Linked DNA regions of Homo sapiens: region 2 is linked to region 1. Evidence: chromatin contacts called from ENCODE Hi-C or POLR2A ChIA-PET data. All regions are on one chromosome and are shown on one strand. The core of a region is the stretch at or near the end of the contact, and the rest is flanking DNA. Distances in the headings are between cores, read along the strand shown.

Evidence for each region. Hi-C counts contacts between places; a loop is a spot of excess contacts on that map. ChIA-PET counts read pairs that join two places held with the same protein, here RNA polymerase II (POLR2A). Pooled maps may share reads with other maps.
Region 2: a map of CD4-positive, alpha-beta T cell shows a loop between it and region 1 (2.5-fold over the local background). The contact joins two enhancer-like sites. A Hi-C loop is called at or near these places in 5 of 168 maps with a recorded cell type or tissue (CD4-positive, alpha-beta T cell, CD4-positive, alpha-beta memory T cell, endothelial cell of umbilical vein and 2 more) and 9 of 50 pooled maps. POLR2A ChIA-PET finds 5 or more read pairs at or near these places in 12 of 52 experiments (AG04450, CD4-positive, alpha-beta T cell, CD4-positive, alpha-beta memory T cell and 9 more).

What each region holds. Positions count from the first base shown.
Region 1 is chr5:113,058,125-113,060,824 of GRCh38, forward strand. The region is part of intron 14 of MCC (MCC regulator of Wnt signaling pathway); the gene reads right to left. Among named protein-coding and RNA genes, the nearest start is that of DCP2, 83 kb to the left of the region's middle. Within about 2 kb of position 1,292, at least 6 of the 41 ENCODE cell types and tissues checked have a DNase peak (open chromatin) inside an H3K27ac peak, as active enhancers do; they include endothelial cell of umbilical vein, where a contact is called at or near this core.
Region 2 is chr5:113,021,420-113,024,119 of GRCh38, forward strand. DCP2 (decapping mRNA 2) reads left to right here. Exons shown (of 11, transcript NM_152624.6): 11 at 1-776. MCC (MCC regulator of Wnt signaling pathway) reads right to left here. Exons shown (of 19, transcript NM_001085377.2): 19 at 687-2,700. Among named protein-coding and RNA genes, the nearest start is that of DCP2, 46 kb to the left of the region's middle. Within about 2 kb of position 1,377, at least 6 of the 41 ENCODE cell types and tissues checked have a DNase peak (open chromatin) inside an H3K27ac peak, as active enhancers do; they include endothelial cell of umbilical vein, where a contact is called at or near this core.

The DNA.
Region 1 (2,700 bases), core at 42-2,541:
GACACTGAGGTATATTTTCTTCAGACTACTTTTTGGGAAATATAAATTTATACTTGAAACACTTTTTGTTGACTTTCATTTAAAATAAAAATCACAAAATTCAAAGAGTGGTAAAAGCTAGCATTCTCTAATTACCCTGCAGGAACTGAAGTGATACTATTTTGGCAGATTTTCCATTTAGCAGGACTGGTCCACCCCAGCAGTTTTCCAAGAGGGGTCCCGGGCTGGCCGCATCAGCAGCACCTGGGGACTTGTTAGAAATGCACATTCCGGGGCCTGCTGTCAAGACCTCCACAGTCAGGAACTCTGGAGGTGGAGCCCAGCAATCTGTGTTTTAATATACCCTCTAGGTGACTCTGATGCACGCTTAGGTGTGAGAAGCACTGGTCTCCCCCTCAGGCTAAGTGGGCATTTGCTCAGGAGCCTGTGAGGTGACTGGATGCTCCTAGGTTTTCTAGGTAGAGGCCACAATGCTCCTGGCTGCCCTGGTGGGTGTCAGGGTCTACGAGCAGGTCTCTGATGTCAGTCAAACCTGGATAAATGTTCCTCCTCTGCCACTTCCTTGCTTTATGGCCCAGAGTAAATTACCCAATGTTTCTGGGCTGCAGGAAATAGGAATACTAAGGGTTCCTGCCTCACTAAGTTGTGGAAAGGATACGGCAGGCCCTGAAGCAGGCAGCTGGTGCTGCCACACAGCACCTGTCCTGTGGGAGTAAGAGAGAAGGTGGCCACTTTCCTGATGGCTTTGCCAACAGCCCCACAACACCTAACACCAGACTCAGAGATGCCCTGAGCTATTGGCCACCAGCAGGTCATCCAGAATCCCTCCATCCCAGGGAGAACGAAAGCTGCCAGTGGTTGAATGGACTTGAGAAATCACCTAGCCCTAACACGAACGCAGGCAGGCAGAGACTGACAGGCGCTGCCACCCTTAGGGCCCGGAGCCTCATCCATGGCAGGCAGGGAAGGCTTTTGTTTCACCCACCTTGCTATGAGTATAGTTTTCAAAGAGGAAGGAAATAAAAAAAAAAAATAACAAAAGATCTCAGTCCACAGATCTTACCCTGTTGGAAGCACAGAGCTTTAAAATGCTTTTAGTGGAGAAAGTTTAATTTCAAGATAAACCTCACAGCCCCTCCGGCTTCCCTTCTCCTGCTTCCAGGACAGCAGCGGGGAACAGATCAGGCGAGGTTAATTACAATTCTGCTTTGAGCTCTTAACGTTTCACTGCGGAATATGATTATGACAATGGTAGGGGAGGGGAAGCCACTGGCCTTTTCTCTGGCCTCACAGACAAAGGCGCTGGCGGTCTCCCAAGGGCCTGCTGCTGGCTGCTGGGCAAGGGTTAAGTCATCCATTAATTCTCCCAGCTTGGAATGCTGGATGATCTCAGTTGTCAAGGGGGAATCAATCACTTTCTGTGGCTGCATTATTCCTCCTCTCCAGAACAGGAGCCTGTCTGTGTTCTCTGAGAGCGACTGTGGGGGAAGGCTAATGACAAAAACCCTCGCCACACATGTGTGTCTTGCTCTGGCTTCTTGAGGAGCTAGTCTAGGATGTGTGGGTTTCTCCTTTCCGTGATGCTCTGCTGGAGCTCCCGTCACGCTGGCTTTCCTCTGCATCTGTTCATTGCCAGCAGCTCTTCCAGCACAAAGCATACACAGCAGGCCTGTAGCCTGGTGGGAATGCGGGGCTGGCTGGTTCGGGACGGTTCGGGCCGACCCACTCTCCACCTACCCTGTCCACTATAGGAGAAGCTGTTCAAACCAGCTATCGACGTCAAATATCCTCTCTTCTATCCCTCTCCACCATGCCCCACCTCTGTCCTCAAGACAGTCCCCCAGCCTGCTCATTAGAAGAAAAATTCATTTTTCATAGCCTCCTCAGCTTGCCTTGGTGGAAGGCTAGAAGGACATTTCATTTCTTTTGCCTTGAAAATCCGTGATGACATTTTCCTGAAGTTTTCATCAACATCTTACCTGGCCCTAGCTGAGATCTCATTTCCATCAAGGAGCAGCTCTTTTTGTTTGTTTGTTTGTTTGTTTGTTTGAGACAGAGTCTCACTCTGTTGCCCACACTGGAGTGCAATAGCATGATTTGGCTCACCACAGCCTCCGCCTCCTGGGTTCAAGCAATTCTCCTGCCTCAGCCTCCTGAGTAGCTGGGACTACAGGCATGTACCACCATGCCTGGCTAAATTTTGTATTTTTAATAGCAACAGGATTTCACTATGTTGTCCAGGGTGGTCTCAAACTCCTGACCTCATGATCTGCCCGCCTCAGCCTCCCAAAGTGCTGGGATTACAGGTGTGAGTCACTGCGCCCGGCCTAGCAGCTCATTTTTAGAAGGAAAGTGCCCTGGGGGTGGGCATCTGTTTTGCTGAGCATTTGAAATTTATCTGAATGAGTGGGGTCAGTCCAATGTCCTTTCCAGTGAGAGTCCTAGAATGGAGAACTTTACCATCCTATGCATTTTGCAATGCTGGCATTTTAATTGCTTAGTTTTACAACAAACATACAGTTCTTTTGAAATCAAGAAGTTAGATCTCACTAGAAAAAAAACCATAAAAAGCATTCCATGTCTATACCTTGTTCTCATAGAACCTAAAAGGTAAGTGATGAGGACATTTGAGCAGGAGGACTGATCATAATGCTGTCATGTCAAGGATGTGTCGGGGCTGGTCTCTAGAGCTCACTAACA
Region 2 (2,700 bases), core at 127-2,626, 37 kb before region 1:
ATTGTCGAGAGTCTCTGCAAAAATGAAAATACCTCAAACAATTAAGTTTGTTGCTTTAAAGCAAGATTATAGTGTAGGGCTTGAGATGTGAATTCATTAGATATTTAAAATCCAGCAATTCTTAAGTTTGTGCTAGAATCAGGTTTTGCAATAGGAATACTTAACTTTGGATCTCAAGGGGGAAAGAAATACATTCTTTTCCATTAGAGACCTCAGCTATATGATAGTAACTTTTATTTTAAATTCTCAAAAGGAGAGTGACTAAGGTGTTATACTTACTGTCAAAGTTACTTTGCTTCCATAGTGAAAACTTGAGAACATTGTAATCTTTCTCTAACAGATGTGTTGCAAAGCTGCTTGCCATCTTGTTGTCCTATATGACTTCCTTGCATTTCCAGTCCTTGATTACATTCCATTTTAATGATCTTTCTTTAAGAGGGGAAAAGACTCTCTTCAATAGATAACTTCCTATTTATGCCAAATTTTAAAAAGCCAACTAAAAATGGGCTATAAATGAGGGTTCTTTGGCCATTTTGATCTAATAATAGTCTTACTTCTAGACCCCTGCTTTGACTAGGGCTCTTGATTTCATGTAAGCATCATGGATTTGATATTTGCCTGCATGTATATCACAGTTCTACAGAAGGATAGCCTTACCCTTTAAATAACACAGTTAAGGTACACTGTGGAATTAGAAATATTTATTCAGAATATAAGAATGTTTGTAAAATATTATAAATGTCTCTGTATAAATAAATGGAGTTTTTAAAAAACAATTCTATATCAAATAACGCAAAGTAGCTATTTTACAGCAGCTAAAACTAAAGGCATCTGGAAACATTTAAAGAATACAAGTGGAGAATCTAAAAAATTACAAGGTATAGTACAGTGTTAAGTAGCAATTTTAAAATGAGACTTTCAGTACAAACAGTAGAACAATACTGACAAATGCAAACTTAGTCACATGTGCTTTAATAACTGACAATACATTCAAGCAGGTTTTTCTAATTCAAGTGTATAGCACATATTCAAATAATAGGAAACAAATCTCATGCAAAGTAAATAAATCTTGATGTCTAAAAACTGATTAGAACTAGAAAAGAAGTGGACATGTTTTATTATCTTTGCATTACGTTCTAACAAAAGCAGATTATCAGGGGCTCTTACTCACTTGCCATTCCTGACATGAGCACTATAAGTGAATACTATGAGTTCTACAAACAGAACATTTTTCCACATGAATTTGACTTGCAAAAAGTGCAAAAGGGAATGGTAGAACCAGAATTACTAAGTACGGCATCAGTGTGAATGTGGGGGAAATTTGTGTATAACTTGCTTTGTTCTGCTGAGCTGATATTTCACCTGATTAGCAGATGGATGACTGTGGAAAGATGAAGTACTAGTCAAGGATGTGGTTTTACATAGCAGTTGCTATTTCCGGGACTGAATGATTTCTTCCTCTTGGTCACATGCAAAATCTCACCCAGATGTAATGTGATAAACAAACAGTTTACCCAGTGTAACCTTTAAGCAAAAATGTATGGTGATCTGCATGTGAAACTGTCTTTCTCTACACAGGTATTAGCAAAACAAGAATACATGAACAGCTGCTATCAACTTGTATACTTTTTTTCCACTTGTTTATATTTTAACAGCCACTGAGAGATCAGTGATGCTGTGGTGACAGCAGTCAGCATTATTTCTTAGAGAATACAAATGTATTAAGTTAGAGTAATTTCAGGTGTGTTAAACAGGAGATGCTTCTGAAGGCCACAAGTTTGGAGCTTACTTTAACCTGACCTACATGAACATAAGATTTGTAGGATGTGGATAAACTTTAAGAACTGGATAGTGAAGGCGTAACTTTTGTTTTGTAACCAGTTACGCCTCTTCTGTAAACTCTATAAGAGTGCTCAAAGGTGAATCAAACTTGTATATCATTCCTTGTCAAATAGGCTGTTCCCACTGGATAAGAAAATTTGCTGTATGTTTTCCTGAAAAATTTTATAGTGTTCTACAAAGCCATCACCTTCTGCAGAAAAAAAATGTTACTTATGCTCCACCTCCCCAGCCCTCACTAAAAACTTTGGTAGCCCTATGGCGGTACCCTAATTAAGGTCAGTGCAGAAATCTCAACCATTACAGAAGTCTCTTACTATTTTGGCTCTCAAAATACTCTAACTAGTAGCTCTGTTTGCTGAATCTAGAAGTAGGTAGAGCTGTAAATAGTTTAATAGAATGATTGGGACATACTCCCAATTAAGAATTTGCAAATTGTTTAAAGCCTTATGGAGGAAAGGACACTTTCAGAGATGTTTATTTTTTAATAGTCATCTTGATATGTTATCACTTTAAAGCTTGATAATCGAAACTCTTGAGAGCTATTAAGGTTGACTGATAGACTTAAAAAGTGATTGCTTTATAATTCTCGTGGGCCATAGGAAACACCTTCAGAAGGGAACAAGCAACTATGGAGGTTCTTTAATTCATGCCAGGGACACAGGCAGTCCAATCTTGATCGGGTAACTACGGTGCACTTTTTTCTCATTTAAAATAATCTAATCTGTATCCAGTTAGGAACCAGAAGACTTTCAGATAGTTTCATGTTTTCCTTAGAGTGGTAACTTTCTTTACTACTCCTTAACAGCTTTTAAGAAAAAGCCTATGGGCTCTAATTTGGACTTCCTTTTGGAGTAGAAT